2 separate regions of the Mus musculus genome follow, and region 2 is linked to region 1. Evidence: chromatin loops called from intact Hi-C (ENCODE). Cell type or tissue: heart. All regions are shown on one strand. Each heading gives the region's core, and the rest is flanking DNA. Links, peaks and the distances in the headings are about the cores only.

What was found. Peaks named below come from ENCODE experiments on the same cell type or tissue, not always from the same donor. Only the 100,000 strongest peaks of a DNase experiment are listed, where the experiment ranks them.
Region 2: it touches region 1 in a loop (5-fold over the local background); 1 of 42 quality-filtered maps calls a loop at or near these places.

The regions. Positions count from the first base shown.
Region 1 is chrX:42,145,650-42,153,884 of GRCm38, reverse strand. Stag2 (stromal antigen 2) reads right to left here and starts at 3,731. Exons shown (of 34, transcript NM_001290713.2): 1 at 3,594-3,731. In heart, for the core only: a CTCF peak has its summit at 4,648 (motif pointing left); DNase peaks (open chromatin) are centred at 3,394, 3,714, 4,804, 5,634 and 2 weaker places; H3K4me3 peaks cover 3,162 bases; H3K27ac peaks cover 3,503 bases.
Region 2 is chrX:41,903,383-41,911,617 of GRCm38, reverse strand. The region is part of intron 1 of Thoc2 (THO complex 2); the gene reads left to right. Among named protein-coding and RNA genes, the nearest start is that of Thoc2, 4.4 kb to the left of the region's middle. In heart, for the core only: no CTCF peak of the experiment used is centred there; no DNase peak of the experiment used is centred there.

The sequences.
Region 1 (8,235 bases), core at 2,242-6,241:
AGACTGTAGAAGGCAAGGCACTTACCTTGGACTCTGGGAGCAAATATACTAATTAAAGGAGATCAAGGGTCTTATTTTTAATTGTACTTTTACTGCTGATGGCAATATGAAAAAAATGTTCTTAAAGGAAAACAATGAAATCGTTTTTCCTATCAACTTTCAAGTAGTTAGAAGAGGGGACTCTTGGGGAGGGTACATCATTTTAAATGTAAATACTCAATTTCCTATTGATTTAAAAAAGAACCCTCTCTACCCTGTCTGTCTCAAATACCTTTTAATACTACAGTACTTCCCAATGGGAAGAAATGGCTAGTTAGTCCATTCCTTTTCCAATCCACCTCTAGACCTAGTCATTAAACAGCAAACACTGAAGCTGAATTCAGCCATGTCAAGCTTCCTCCTGGAATGTTCCCCGTGGCACCCCAATCCCTTCACTGTCACTTACTCGGCTGCCAAAGCCCCTCCTATTAATAGTAAATCCCTCTCCTACTGACTCACAGCAGCTCCAACTTAATGAAACACACACCAAGAACAAGTTGTTAAATAGACAAATGGAATTTCCTATTTAAAAAAAAAATCAAAGAGAAAGCAGAAGCCCAGCACGTTCAGACTGTTCCATTTTAAGTCTTATCTGTAAGAATTTATGTTGTTTTCCCTGCAGGGCTTGTTCAAATATTTTCGAAACTTGGTATGCTAGGCATTATGTAATTTCCTACACACAAGCCTAAGTTTCCGTGTAAATAACTTAAGTAAATATAAAGAAGTCAACACACCAAGATGTAAAGACTTTGAAATCTCTCTTCCAAATTCTTTTTCCTCAACTACAGAAATTGTCAAGCAAACAGCAGAGTAGAATAAGTTACCAATGAGCCCTTCTGAACTCATCCAGCCACAATAATCAACTGGCGGCCACCACTCCTTTCATCTCTGGCCTCCTACTCTCCCTATCTTGAAAGAGAATGGAGGGCCAGTACTCACTAAGGACACTGAGGATAACATCAAGGCAACAAAAGTATCAAAGTACCATGCTAAAAAGTCAAAAATCTTACAGTGTTACTGTAGAAGCACCCTGCCCAACTCCTAGATAGCAACGTCAAAAAATTCAGTATACAATATTGAAATAACCACATTTACTACTCAATGAGTACATTTTATATTTTAAAAGGATAAATAGAAATGTGAGGTGAAATGAACTTAAATATTTCTAATTAGCAGGAATTCACGCACTTCATCCGAAAATGGAAAAAAACAGACGATTTAACACAATGTGTCATGAAATTACAATTCAACCACTTGAAAAACCGCTGAACACTTCTGCCTTAACTGGTCCTTCTGATCCCTAATTATAGATTGATATCAACATAGAAAGAAAACCAGGCATTTTGACGTAAGTGGTTTAAAATGCTCAAAATTAACCCCACCGTTCATTGAGAAATATATGATATGAAAGCAAGACCAAACTACCTGAATTGCATGTTGTTAAACAGAAATATATCCACTTTCCATGGCCATCAAAAAAAAAAAAGCATAATAAGTTCACATATACCCTTAAACGCAACGCACTGGGCTCCAGACAGAATTAGGAGACCGCCTCCTGCTTTTGCTCCTAACCAATACGCAGAGAGAGAAGGTTGGCAGGAAAGTGCTGCGAGGACAGTAACAAACACCAGCAAGCTCCCGAGCAGGCCCTGCTAGAGCCAGGAATGACGCACTTCGGTAACCCGACTCTTTCTCCCCTCCACCCCCCGCCCCCAGCAGCGGTGCTGACACCGCCAACAGCCCGGAGTAGGAAAAAAGACAACAGAAAAAAAGGCAATGCTTGGACCGCACTAGGTTTCATTAAGAAACCTCGATTATTCCTCTTTCGACACTAGCCACCAGGACCAAACAGGAAAAGAAGCTTCGTGCTTAAGCAAGTCCCATCATGGTGGTTTAAGTCACTAAATTAAGCTGATAATGAGTCCAATCCACAGAGACATATATACAGGGTGTGGCTGCTGTGAAATACGGCGGTCCGTGGGAGAAAGGGGGTACGGAATTTACACTCCAATGTGAAGGGAAGATGGGGTTTTACCAGGGTCGAGGAGGAGGCGGCCCGCGCATTTTAAGGAACCATTGCAAACCAACACAAGCGTCTCCTTTACTTAAACCTAACCCCACAGATCAAAAGTTTCTGATAGACATAGCATAGAAGCTGGAAATAATCATTAAATCAAAAACCACGACCCTCAATTTAAAAACTACATACAGAAGAAAGGAGGAGGGAGAGGGAGGGAGTAGGCAACAACATAAAAAAACATCCTAGGCCACGGAGAAGAAAGTCTCCCAGACCGGATGAAACTACTAATGCAATATTAAAAATTCAAGTCGAGCACCAAAGCCCGAAAAAAAAAAATCACACGAGAACCCATTACCGTTGAGGATTAAAAATAAAATGACATATAACACCAAGGAGAAGAAACTAAATGCCGAAAGTACAGCGGTTTATCAAAAAAATAATAAAAAAAATCAAAACTAAAGGCAAAACAAGACATTGTCGCGGCGGGAGGGAAAGGGAAAAAAAGGCCGAAATCAACAATACGTTTACAATTCTAGGCCAGAAGAAAATGGGAACGGGGCTCAAAGTTTTGCGGAACTACTTGATGCTGTTTCCCACACCTTCTCTCTCCCATGGCCCAGCCGACCCTTTTTCTCCTAAAATTGTAGTCCGCAGATCTCCGGATACGTGAGAGAAGAAAAGAGAAAGTCGCCCTCAAGCAAGAATAAAAGTGTGGAGGGAAAACAGAGGCTGCCTACCTGGGGCAAGGATCAGCTCAGTTCGTGCCTTGAGAAAGACAGTGCGGGTGGGGGTGGGAACGAAAAAGCAGCACTAAAACTAAAACAAAAGTGGCGCCAAAACCCCCCAACAAACAGCCTTCCACTCCCGCCCTTCCCCCCCCTCCGCCCATGCCAGGCAGGCAGGGCCCCCTTCGGGGCAAGCTCTACGCGCTGGGGACCGACGCCGCCGGACCCCAAACGATTTCGAAAATTGGTGCCCTAAGAAAACTGACCGAAGTCGGGGCCTCGGGAAGGATGGAGAGATCGATGCCAACCGCTTTGCCCAAGCAGTTCCCCCACCACGCGCTGGAGATGATGGGGCGGGGGAGAGAAGCCGAGGGGCCCGTCACATGAATGTTGTTCCCTCTCTAGGAAGGGAGGAAGAGAGGGAGGGAGGGAGGGAGAGAGGGAGGGGAGGGAGGGGAGGGGAGGGGAGGGGAGGGGAGGGGAGGGAGGGAGGCAAGGAGGGGAAGGGAGAGGGGAGGGGGGACGAGGGAGGGGTGTGAGCAGAGTAGATTTTCCCTCGCCTCCCTCGGTCCGAGGCCCAAATAGACACAAACGAGCCTGCTCGGCCTCCCCTCCCCCCGGGTTCCCAGCACCACCATCTTGCTCGCTTCCTTCCCCGCACCACCACGGCGCGCTCTCCCACCGCCACCACCACCACCCCCCCTCCCCGCCACCACACGCCACCGGGCCGTGGCCTCCCCGGGTTTGCCCCTTTCTTCTCCACCCGTCCCCCCCCCGAATCCCGGCCAGGGATGGCACCCCCACCCCACCTCCAGTCTGGGGGGCTCTCGTCCCCCTCCACGGGCTGCTTAAGAGGCCCCGGGAGGAGAGGAAGCGAGCGAGCAGGCTACGCGGAGGCGCCGAGCCTCCATCTTGCGCCGCTGCGCGTTCTCCATTTTGGGCCACCCGTGGGGGGGGGAGCCCCCTCCGCCGAGGTCCCCGGGGGAGACTTGGGCGAGGGAGGCGAAGGGACAACCTTCCAGCGAGGGGAGTGAGAAGGGAGCGTCTTGCGCTAAAAAAGCGGCTCCGGGAGGAAGGAGGCGGGGAGGGGACGCAGGGGGCGACTGCAAGTTCCTTGGAAGTGTTGGGGTAGCGACTTGGGGACGGAGAGGACAGGCAGGGGGTGACGCGGGGCCGGGGCGACGCTGGCTCGCTCCCCGCCCGGACACGGCCACTCGCTCGCTCGCTGCCCCGCGCGGGGCCCCCTACGAGGCCGCGGCCCGGCCCCGGAGCGCCCGGCCTTCTCGGCTCCCTCCCGGCCGGCCGCACGCTCTCTTCGCCCGATCGCAAGCACACACACCTCACGGTGGGCCGCGCGCCCTCCGGGTGCCCCTCCAAACTTCTAGAAGCTTCGCCTCCGCCATTTTATAACTTACCTCCCCCCTCAGCGTCTACAGAGGCAGCAAGGAGACTGTTGGCCTCCCCCACTCCTTCCTTCTTTCTCAGGCCGGGGGCTTCTTCACCCCTGGGCTGGTACAAGATTTTTCCCCCTTCCTCTTCTTTCCACCCTTGAGTTCTACTGAGGGACGGAAGCTCCCGCGGGTCTAGAGCCGTGGGGGGGTTTGAAAGTGGCGGTCGGATCCGGCGGGGTGCTTTTTTTGTTTTGTTTTGTTTTTTTCCCTTTTTTCTGTATTTTTTTTCCTTTCTTTTTTTTTTCTTTTCTTTTTTTTTTTTTTCTTTCTTTTTTTTTTTTTTTTTTTTTTTTTTTTTGGTGGCGCTTCGGGATTGTTTGGGGTGTTCGCTCTTCGGCGACTTGGAGGCGAATGGAACGCGCAGGCGCCATCTGTCGGCCGCGAACCCGCGGCCCAGCTCCTGTTGGGAGGCAGCGGCATCTAGCGGCGGCGGGCTGCCATTGCGGCGCGCGCCACGCAGCCCTCCCACCCGCCAGCCTCCTCCCCGTGTCGCCGACCAATCGCCGCCGCCGGACTCCCCGCTTCCGCGGCTCGGACGCCTCCTGTGAACGGGGCGCCCGCAGGGGCGCGCCGCCGAGTGGGGTAAACAAGCTGGCGTGCCCGCGCCTCTCTTACTCAGCCGTTGGGACGCGCTTCCGCCCTGCGCGGACTGGCTGAGGGCCCACGGCGCCACCGAGGAGGTCGCCGAGAGGCCGGCGACAGTGTCCACTGGAGCCCCGCCGTGGGAATTCCGGGGCTTCAGCGGGCCGATCGTCCGGCTCCCCGCCCCCTGCGCAGCCCTGGCAGCCCTGCAGGCTAGCAGCACCCTTCAGAGCTCTCCAACACAACCCACCCCAGTAAAGGGCCACTTGTTCCCAGATCTCTGGTTTCCTCACGTCCTTTCCAACACTCCTCACACTTCCTCCCCAAAAGACCCAACTAGGCCACTTGATCCCAGCGAGAATGGATAGCTTGGCAATTTTGCTTGCTTTCTTTTTTCCTTCGAGTATGGTTTAAAGATTCTCTTTATCAGGAAGACTACGGGTGGGGGGAATTACATATAATTATACATATATATGTGTATGTGGATATATAGATATAATTTTCAACTCACTATTCCTGATCCATAAAAATGTGAGCTCCATACTCAAATTCTACTAGACTTAGGGAGCTGGACTACTAGGCTAATTGGCCGCTCAGCCGGTTTTATAGGTGACTTTTGGGGGCGGAAGAGGAGATGGGACCAGACAAAGTGGCGTGAAATCCACGTGCAAGGACAGGGTTAGCAGGGGACCTGTGGAGATTACTAGACACTCACTGCTGCCTTGTGTGGAGGCGGCCTTGCCACATTGTTAACAATTACAGTTCTTGGTACTTCCTCATAGCCCTCCCACAAGTATTTTGAAGTACAGAAAGACCTTTTGCACCCAGTCCAACTCCCTTGACTCTTTATCACCCTTGGGTGTTTATTGTGAGGATATTTTTTCTTTTTGTCACTTCATTTCCAGTCCACCCTACATGACCTTTGCCTAGAGCACTGTATGCGGGGGTGGGGGACACTCAGGAATGGCCTGTCCCTGCCAAACTTCTCTTCTCCTAGGACAGGAAGGGAACTATTAATAACAGTGTCTCCATTGCTGTTACAGAACTTCCTAGCCGCCTAAAATAGCCTCAGATTAAGTAGTATTTGTTCCATTTGTTTTACATATGGATTTAAAATACCTTCCTCCGTATTAAATTGTTTCAAATAAGTAATAAGACAAATGGAAAATATTATGAGCTGAGGAAATGGTGACATTACACCCAATCAGGAATCACAGGGCATTCCTGATGCAATATAATGATGACTTTCAGTCCTTCAATTCTACTCCATATGTGTGGTCTATGTCTTAGTAGGTCTTCTCCCATCCACTGATCTTACTGGTCAGTTTCCTTGGAACTTCAAGAGTTATGGTATATTTAATCAAGTGAGCAGAAGCAACTAAATGTCAACAAGAAGTAACGCCTTAAATGTTTTCGCTTACCAGTGAAGCATCGGAGGGGAACAGCATTCAAACCAAAGTTTCCATTTCTCTTCTAAACCAATTCTTTGCTAGAGTTCTGTGAAGTTTTCAACAAACTGAAGTTTCACAATGGCGCGGCTTAATAGGGAGCATAGAAAGTTTACAGTTAAAACAACATTCAACTGGAAGTAATAGAACAATTGGGCTGTGAGGCAAAGAGTCTTACAGTAACTAATAGTTCGTTTGTGTCCGTTCTAAGGAAATGCCTGTTTTAGTAGTAACTGGAAACTTGATGCCCTGCTCCAAACAGCACACCATATACTTTCCCGCACGTTTTAGAAATTTAGGTTCTGAGTTGTCTGCTTTAAGTCAAATTGAAAAGTTCCTCTTGAAATTTGCTTTCATTTTGAGAAAAACACTGCTGAAAATTAGTAACTGTGGCATAACATCAGAAATTAACTTCGTAGCAAATGTCTACTAATACTCAGCAGCATTCACAGTTGGCTCTTTTTGCTGTCTTTCTTTCAAAAGAAGTCAAGCCCCAGTATCAAAACTCTCAATCTGCGGGGCGTGGTGGCGCACACCTTTAATCCCAGCACTTGGGAGGCAGAGGCAGGAGGATTTCTGAGTTCGAGGCCATCCTGGTCTACAAAGTGAGTTCCAGGACAGCCAGGGCTACACAGAGAAACCTTGTCTCGAAAAAAAACACAAAACAACAAAAAACAAAAACAAACCTCTCAATCTGTTCCTTCAAGGATCCTAAGAAGTAACGTCTATTTTGTATAGGACTAACAGACCTGCAGACTTCGTCCTTCCTTTTTGAACCAAAAACAAAAATTCCTTTCAGGTGTCACTGATGTCAAACTGTCTTTTGGTGGTGATTCTTTTATGTGTTTGTTTGGGGAGGGTTTGGGAGGGGTTGGTTGGTTGTGAGACAGGAATTCTTTGTAAAGCCTGGCATGTAAAATTACCTTTTGATTTCTTTTCCGCTTTTCAAGACAGGGTTTTACTATATAGCCCTGGCTCTCCTGGAACTTGCTCTGTAGATTAGGTTGGCCTTAATCTCAGAGATCCTCCTGCATCTGACCCCCAAGCTTTTGGCTCAAAGGCGTGTGCTACCACAGGAAGCACATACAACTATCTGAAACATAATTCTATGTAACATGTCCATAATTTGGAAACAGTCACAGGAAGATTTATATTTAATTTAGATTTTAACAAAGATTATCTGTTAAAATGTAATGTAGTCTGTACATTTCTAGTTATCAGAATAATTTTGCATCAGAAAGTGTCATATCCATGATACAGTACCAAACATTTATAATCTCTTACTATTCAACTTTCCTATTCCAGTATTTATCAGGCACCTAACATGGTTACTTTGAATATTTTATCATGGGCATTATTACACAATTAATTCTCAAATTCCTAACATTGTCCTAAACATGAAGCCTAATGATGAGTACAATTGAGTCCACAGAAATTTGAAGCTACATCACAATATCATAAACACAGACAAAATATAAACAATAAGCTACGAGAAAATATTTCCTACATAAATGACATGGCTAGCATAGCATACAAGGGATTCAAGTTAGTAATAAAACTCCAGTAGAAAAATATGGACAAAGGTTATGAACAGTTGAATTATTGAAAAATATTGATACTAATGAATATATAAAACAGTGTTTAACTGAGCTGGGCAGTGGTAGTGCACACATTTAATCCCATCACTCTGGAGGCAGAGTCAAGCAGATCACTGAGTTCAAGGCCAGCCTGATCTATAGAAAAAAGCAAAAAGTTCAATGATAGAATCTTGCTTAGCATAAATGAGGCCCTGGGTTGGATCAACAGTACTAAGAAAATATTCTCTACTTCTTTTTTCTTTTAAAAAATATAAAGAGATTTAAACATGTGGGAAAATGTATATATACATGTATATTTTTTAAGATTTGTTTTTAATTATGTGTCATGCTTTTTTTTTTCGAGACAGGGTTTCTCTGTGTAGTCCTGGTTGT
Region 2 (8,235 bases), core at 2,319-6,318, 240 kb after region 1:
CCGCCACTATCGCCGCCGCCGCCGCTGAGCGTCTTGCCTTCCCTCCGACCTCCCCGAAAGCCCCGTGGTCCCCGGGAGCCCCGCTTCCTTTAGGTCTCTCCGCAGAACTTCCGTCTCGTCCCCTCAGGTCCCCCTGGGCTCCTGCCCTGTCGCTTTTTTGTCTGTCTGGCTCATCGTCTTAACTCAGCTCGCTGGGCTCGGCTCCTTTTCTCTCCGTGGCTTCGCAGCCGGAGCTGTGTGGGTCCGCCACTTGCCATGTCTCTCACTGTCCCGTTTTATCTTCTTATTTTTATTTGTCCCCCCCCCCCCCGGGATCTAAGACGACTCCCGCACTTTGGTTCCCGGCCTCTCCTGTGCCCGAAGTCTTAGGAGGGCGAACTGTCCCGAACTCTCTGCTCCTCGCCGCTGGTGGCAGAGGAGCCCGGGGCGTCGGGGACAGCCAGGCATGGCACCTCTGCTTTCTCAGGGAGCGGCAGCTTGCGCTGCCCTGGCCCTGCGGTACTCGGGAAAGTGTGGCAGGGATTGCCGCTTCTTTTTGCCAAGTCCCTGCCGGCGTGTCACCTCGCCGTGGTTTCGGGATGGGATTCAACTTTTCCTGGTAGAAGGTTTAGGGAACTCCATTTTGGCCTGGGACTGCAGCGAGTGCTCGCCCTCCTCGAGGCTTTTCTAGTACTTTAGGATGATCTCTGTGTCCTTTAAGTCATAAACTTACTTTGTACCGTCACCGGTAATTTCCTACAGTAGCGGCTTTCGCGCCTCCCAGTAGCCACCCCACCCCCGACTCCCCGTTTAAGTTGACAGAATTAATCACTGATTAAAAAAAAAAAAGTTGTAATTTCTTCTTCTGAGTCGCTCTGGAAGCTTAGCAGTCAATCCTATGTGAGATTAACTCTCTTTAGCTGCTTGAGTTGTCTCCCTCCACACTCCCACACTCATCCAGTATCAGGTTCCCAGTTGCTCACGGGAAGATAGGAATCTTTAAAACTTTGTTACTTCAAAGAAACCCGGTACACCAAGCTCTTGTGACTTGACTTACTCCCACATCCCTTTGCTGTTCTGTGAAACGTTAACAGCGTGAGTCCTAGAATTGGATTGTCTGAGTAAGTGGCTAGCTTAGCCCACTTAACCAGCTGAGTGACCTTGGATAAATTCGTAACCATTTGGGGCCGTTTCCCCTTGAGTAAATTGGGAATAAGAAGCGTTCTACTCGAAGGATTGTTGAGAAGAGTTAATGTCTATAAAGCACTTGGGTTATAGTAAGTGCGCAAGTGATAGCTATTAAAAGTAATATTATTCCAGCTTTTAGAAATTTAAAGTTCTCGGGACAGCTCTTTGCTTGGCGATTAGTTGGCCTCTGACATCCTGCATATTTACTTTTGTATGCTAATGAGTTGAGAGGCCCTTGGAGAACGGGGATGTCATCTCATTTTTTTTTTTTTTTTTGGTAGGACATGTCCTCCAGTATATACTTAGAGTTCCTTCGAGTTTTGTTAACTCAGAGGTCTGTCTCACATCTAAAAGAAGCATTCATGTTTACTTTTTATGTGCTGTTTAACCAGCTACCTGTTTGTCGAGTGCTGAGAAGGCAGGATGGGAAGCAGCTCGAGGGAACAGGGCCAGATTGGAGGGAGAGCCTCCGCAGACAGTTCAGTCCGTCCTTATTTAGCATCTAAAGCGGATTCATTTGTGAACTGTCGTGTTTGTGGGTTTCTCAGCTTCCTTCTTCTGGATGGATTTCACTGTGTGTATGGAGGGTAGCATGTGCTCCATCAGTGAGCTACATCCACAGGCCTAGCTGCTTTTGTTTTTGTTTTGTTTTGTTTTTTTTTAACAGTTTAATGTTTTTACTTCCACTTTAGAATAGGAGGAGGAGCCCTGCCTAACTTCTGACTGGCAATAGGTGGAGAAAAACTAAGTGGTGTATGAAGCCAAGAATATAAAGTGGGATTTTGAGTTTATATGTGTTTACATGATCCATGCTACCTAGTGTTAAAAGAGCTACTTAAAAACTGTACTTAGGATTTTCATGTATTTATTGTATAGCTTGTGGACTGTGGGTTTGAAGTACAGTAGATTCAAATTAGTGTGACAGTTTAATGATTATATAAATATAATTTCTGTAAGAGAACTTATCTTAAAAAAAAAAAGCCAGGAGGCAGAGGCAGGGGGATTTCTGAGTTCGAGGCCAGCCTGGTCTACAAAGTGAGTTCCAGGACAGCCAGGGCTATACAGAGAAACCCTGTCTTGAAAAACCAAAAAAAAAAAAAAAAAAAAAAAAAAAGAGAGAGAGAGAGAGAGAGAGAGAGAACGTATCTTTTTTTTGAGACAATTACCTTGTAGCTCATACTGAGAGAGAGAGAGAGAGAGAGAGAGAGAGAGAGAACGTATCTTTTTTTTGAGACAATTACCTTGTAGCTCATACTGACCTTGAATTTATTATCATCTTACGCATGTCCCACTACATTAGCTGAGAATTTAAAGTTGGATGGCACAGCTTGATGTGGTGTCTCACACTTGTAATCCTAGCACTTGGGAGGATAAGGAAGGAGTCCCGGGAGTTTGAGGTCAGCAGAGGCTACACAGTTAACTTTGTTGGAAACAAAACAATAAAAGGCAAAAGAAACAAGGCTTGAGAGCTGTCTGGGGTAAGGAGTTAGGAACCTTTACTTACTTCAGTTCTTAGGACCCACATCTGATGGCTTATGGTCTCCTGTAACTCTAGTTCCAAGGGATAAAACCTCTGGTCTCACAGGCACCTGTACACACACACACACACACACACACACACACACACACACACACCAAACACATACATACACACAGCTATACAACTAAAACATATCTAAATAACCAAAAAACTGAAGCTGTTTAATCTAACGAAATATTCTAAGGTTTGCCTTACTGGTGAATGAATCTAGAGGCTTTGTACATATTAAGCAACTACTACTACGAAACTATATCTTCAGCCCTTTACAAAATTATTATATTAGCATACAGAGTAATACATTTTATTATGGCATTTTCATACATGTGTCATAGTTTTAGTTTGCTGGTTTCCTCCCTACTGCTTTCCTCTGCCCACTTCTTGCTGGCCCTTTTTTCCTAACTAGACCTGCCATTTTCTTTTCGTCTTTTCTCTTTTTTTGTCTTCTCTTCTTCTTGTCTTGTCTCTTCTTTGACTCTGTAGCCATGGCTGGCCTGGGACTCACTTTGTAGAGCAGACTGGAAAATGCTGGGATTAAAGGCATACATACATACATACACCACCATGGCTGACCTTCATTACCTACTCTTTGTTAATTAATTAATTTATTTGGTTTTTCGAGACAGGAATTTTCTGTGTAGCCCTGGCTGCCCTGGAACTCACTCTAGACCAGGTTGGCCTCAAACTCAGAAATCCGCCTGCCTCTGCCTCCCAAGTGCTGGGATTAAAGGCGTGTGCCACCATTGCCACCTATTTTTAATCTACTCTTTTCTTTCACTTGAATTCTCTCCTCCTCTCTCATTGTACCTTTCTATTTTCATGACTTACACATACGTATATGTACACTTAGAAATGTGGTTTTTGGCATGCTTAAAATAATAATTTCCTGTTGTATCTGTAAATATATTGATTTTATTTTCCTTTATGCCTGGTCCATTTTGCTGTCACCTTCTTTTCTTCCTTGTCTTCTTCTTCCTCCTCCTCCTCTTCCTTCCCCTCCTTCCCCTCTTCTTTTATTCTTTTGGGTTTTCAAGTCAGGGTTGTCTCTGTGTAGCTCTAGCTGTCCTGGTCTGCCTCCCAAGTGCTGGGATTAAAGGTATGTCCCCACCACAGGCAGGCTTCCTTTTTTAAAGACGGTGTCTCTTGTATCCTAAGCTGGCTTTGAACTGTTGTATAACTGAGAATGACCTTAAATTTGTGATCTTCCCTCTATTTCCCAAGTGCTGGAAAGTTCTAGGAAGGCGAACCACACCCGGTTTATTCACTCCCGGGGATTGAACCCAGGGCATAAGATATGCTAAGGCAAGCACTGTACCAACTTTTTATTCAGTCCGGGGGATTGAACCCAGGGCATAAGATATGCTAAGGCAAGCACTGTTCCAACAGAATTACATCCTCAGACCTTTAATTTTCTGTTTTGAGATAGGGTCTTGTTCAGTTGTCTAGGCCAGCATTGAACATGAAACCATCCCATCCCCATTCCATTCTCTCAAGTTGCTGGGATTGCAGGACTGCACTGTCAGGTCCTGTCATAATGAACTATTTTAAACAATCACTATTTAGATATTGTAAACACATCATCATCCTCTACTCTGTTTTTATTCATTTGTCTTCTTTTCCTTATGTACAAACTTTGTTTAATAGAGCTTAATTTTAGAGGTTTTAAAAATCATGTTACATACATTAGCATTTTCATCTTGTTAAAACAAATAATATTGTTATTTGGAAAAAATGTCTTGAATATGAACTAGCAACTGGAAATGCTAAAATGAGGGGTAGAGTGAATACATTTGGTTTTTCGAGTATGCCATATGTAAAGTTATTTCTTAGGATTTTTTCCTTTTCATTTAATAATTTTAAATGTTTTTGGTTTTTAGAGATAAGGTCTTATGTAGCCCACCCAGGCTGATCTGGAACTTGCTCTGTACTCCAGGGTGACCTTGAATTCATTATCTTCCTGCTTTAGCCTCCTCACTATTGGGATCTCAGTGGCTAGCTGATTATTTCTTTATAAAACAGCAACAAGTGCTTTCCAGCCCTGAATTTTTTTAAGTATGTGTTGTGTTCCATGAGATTCCCAAGTTTGTATTGTTTGTAGCATCGTAGCAGTATATAGCTATTGTGAGAGTTACAGGGTCTGTAGTGATAGAGAAGCAACATGATGGTGAGAATAAGCTCAGTGATAAAGCAGTTTGCATAGTGTAGCTGGTCTTTGCTATTTTCTGGCTTCTTCTTTTTCTTACCCTTTAACCCCATGGTTTCACCCCCTAACACTAGTTAGTCGAGAATCAAGGAGAGATGGGAAGGGAAAGAGAAGGAGGAAGAGGAGGTGGAAGAGGAGATGGAAGAGGAGGTGGAAGAGGAGGAGGAGGAGGAGAAAGAGATCCCTGAATCCAGTTTCTTTCCGTTGTTTCTTTGACCAAACCCCATCGAACTTCTGGGTGGGGGTGTCCCTTGAATTTATGTACCCTTTGTAAAGTTCCCAGAATTCCAAATGTCACACAATGGCAGAAATTATCTGCAGCTGCCAAAGCTGTGTTTCTTCTAGAGCACAAGGCAAATATTGGTCACCTGCTGCAGACAGTCTGAAGCAGCCCCACATCCCTTCATGTGGGGTTAAGCCAAAAGCACATTCCTATAAAAAGAAACCAAAAGTCCAGAATTCTCAAAAATGTCACTATAGCATGCTCTGAGTTCCCCGTCTTCAGCACTTAAAAAAAAGAAAGAAAAGACAAGAAACAGAAAAAGAAAAAATGAAAGACAAAAACCACAAACTGTATAGGGCATTTTATAATTTTCAAGCAAGTAATTTTTTTTTTAGTGAAATATTCCTTAATTTTTTTATTCCTGGTACTACTACCACAATTTTCAGGGCAGTATATCTGATGTAATGAAAAGACAGTGCTAAGGCAGAGACATTAGGAATAAACATCTAATTAACATTCTACTGCATTAATCAATATTAATCAACAGTTTCTTTCCCCCCCTAAACTGTGCCTCTGGCAGTCTAAGCAAGAAAGGTTTCCTATTTAAGCTGCTACTAGGAACTTTTGGCTATAGATTATCATTGCTTCTGTCTCAGACTTTTACTTCCTGTCTCAAAGTAACCTGCAGTTCCCCTGACAACTCCTCATCAGTTAATAATTGTAGGCCTTTTCCTAGTGTCTTTAAAAAGAACAAAACAAAAGAAAAATAACCCCCCAAAACCTTCTTTTACTGTGTCCACCACAACAAGGACTTTAAAAATATGTTTCTTTTATTTTTTGAAATTATAATATTACATCATTATCCTTTCCCTTTTTCCCTTCAAACCCTTCCATATATCCTCTTGCCTTCTTTTAAATTTATGACTAACAGAGCTTTTAATGACAACTATGTACTGTGCTCCATGAAAACCAGTTGTCTATTATCAGATCATCTTAACTTTGAGGAATAAGCTTTGTTAGGTAATATTTCACCTATCAAAACAGTCCATCCCTCATATACCTCTACACTATTGGTTTCTAGAGTATATGTATAAATGTCACTTATGTTTTTAACATTTAAATGTGTGTGTGTACTTATGAATGCTAGGACGAAGGACAGAAGACAGTTCTTGATAATTGTTATCTTTTTTTTTTCCTTCCACCATGTGAGACCAGGGGATTGAATTTAGGTCATCAGGCCCAATTGGCAGCAAGCATCTTTACCCACTAATACACTTCTCTGGCCCACCAAATATATTTTTAGATGATAAATTATGTAATTGATAGGGCTGGAGAAATGGCTCAGGGTAAGAACATGTACTGCTTTTCCTTAGGAACAGAGTTTTATTCCCATTGTCTATGTTGGGGTGACTCCTAACCAGTTACAAAAAGTAATTCTTAACTGCCCAGGAATCCATCCCCTCTGGCATCCCCAGACACCTATACATGACATGTACACACTCAAAGACACACAAACACATAATTAAAGCTAATCAAAGTCAATCTTTAGGTGCTGGAGAGCTAGCTTAGCAGTTAAGAACACGTGCTGCTCTTAGACCTGGGTTTAACTGCCCCAAACTAGGTCTAGGAGATATGTCTCCCACCCTCTTTTAATTTTGTGTTCACATGGTGCATATACATACACTTTAAACACACATACATATACCAAAAAATTGAACAAATCTTTAAAAGGTTGTAAAACTTGTATCATGAGTTTTTTCCACAAGAGGTATAAAAACAGTAGAGGGCTCCTGAAGGTTTTAATTGTTTTATTGATTTATTCAGTAATTTGTAAGTATTGTTCAAGCTGGCCTAGAATGTCTGGTAATTCTCCTACTTCAGTGTGCTTGGTCTCCAGCCCCTGAACCTTGTTTTTTTGTTTTTTTTGTTTTTTTTTTTTGAGACAGGATGTCCAAGCTGGTCTTGAACTGGCTGTGTAGCTGAGGATGATCTTGAATTTCTAATCTCACGCCTTCACTTCTCAAGGACAAGGCTTCCATACAGACTGATGATATCACACCTAGTTTATGTGCCACTGGGGATTAAACATAAGGCACAGAATACATTGGCAAGCACTCTACCCACTGAACTACATCTCTGGTCCTGAAGCCTTGCCTAATTTGATTTCATATTTTAAGTTGTATTCATGAATTAAGTGCAAATCTTGGTCTGTTTTTCTGTTAAAAGAAATTCATTCTTCAGAACATGTTGATGCAATGTTAGGAAGTTATTAAGTTACTACTTTGTTTGCTAAGTTATTTTATAATGCCGAAATAGAGACTTTGCCATTAATGAAACTGCTTTTTCCTACTTAACAAGGGTAAAGCTTTTGTTATTTTGTTTTTTTGTGACCTTTCTTGTTTTCTTCATAAGTTCATGTTTCTACAAGATAAAATGGTTTTGTCCTCGTATTTATTTATTTATTTACTTATTCTTTTTGGTTTTCTGAGACAAGGTTTCTCTATGTATCCCTGGCTGTCCTGGAACTCACTGTAGACCAGGCTGGCCTCGAACTCAGAGATCTGCCTGTCGCTGCCTCCCGAGTGCTGGGATTAAAGGTGTGCGCCACCACGCCCGGCTCCCTCGTATTTATTTTTAAGGGTAGTATTTTTGTTATAACATTGAGAAAAGAGACAAGTAAGTACTTTGCTTAAACTATTTAACCTTTCTTGCTATTTTGTTTTTAAAGACAAGTAGAAGCACAGGTGAGTATCAGTCTTTTATATGTGAAACAAGCTTGCAGCTGTGAGCACAACTACTTAGGTCTTGTTTGTGTTTCCTTTTTGCTGAAAATAGGGATAAGTAAGATGGAAAGCTAAATATTCATGTTAAAAAGACTCATAACATCCTTCTGAAATCATTAAAAGAACATAACTCATTCATTCACATTTTCACAGATCTTTGATACTGGATTTCTGTGTTCTCAGGGAGTTGAGGCAGCATTTCCATAATAGCACAAAACTATTTGACAAGAGGAAAAACTGGTCAACTTAAATATTGAGGGAATAAATTAATACTGATGTTTGTGCTGAGACAGAATATTTAAATATTTTTAAGGCCATATTA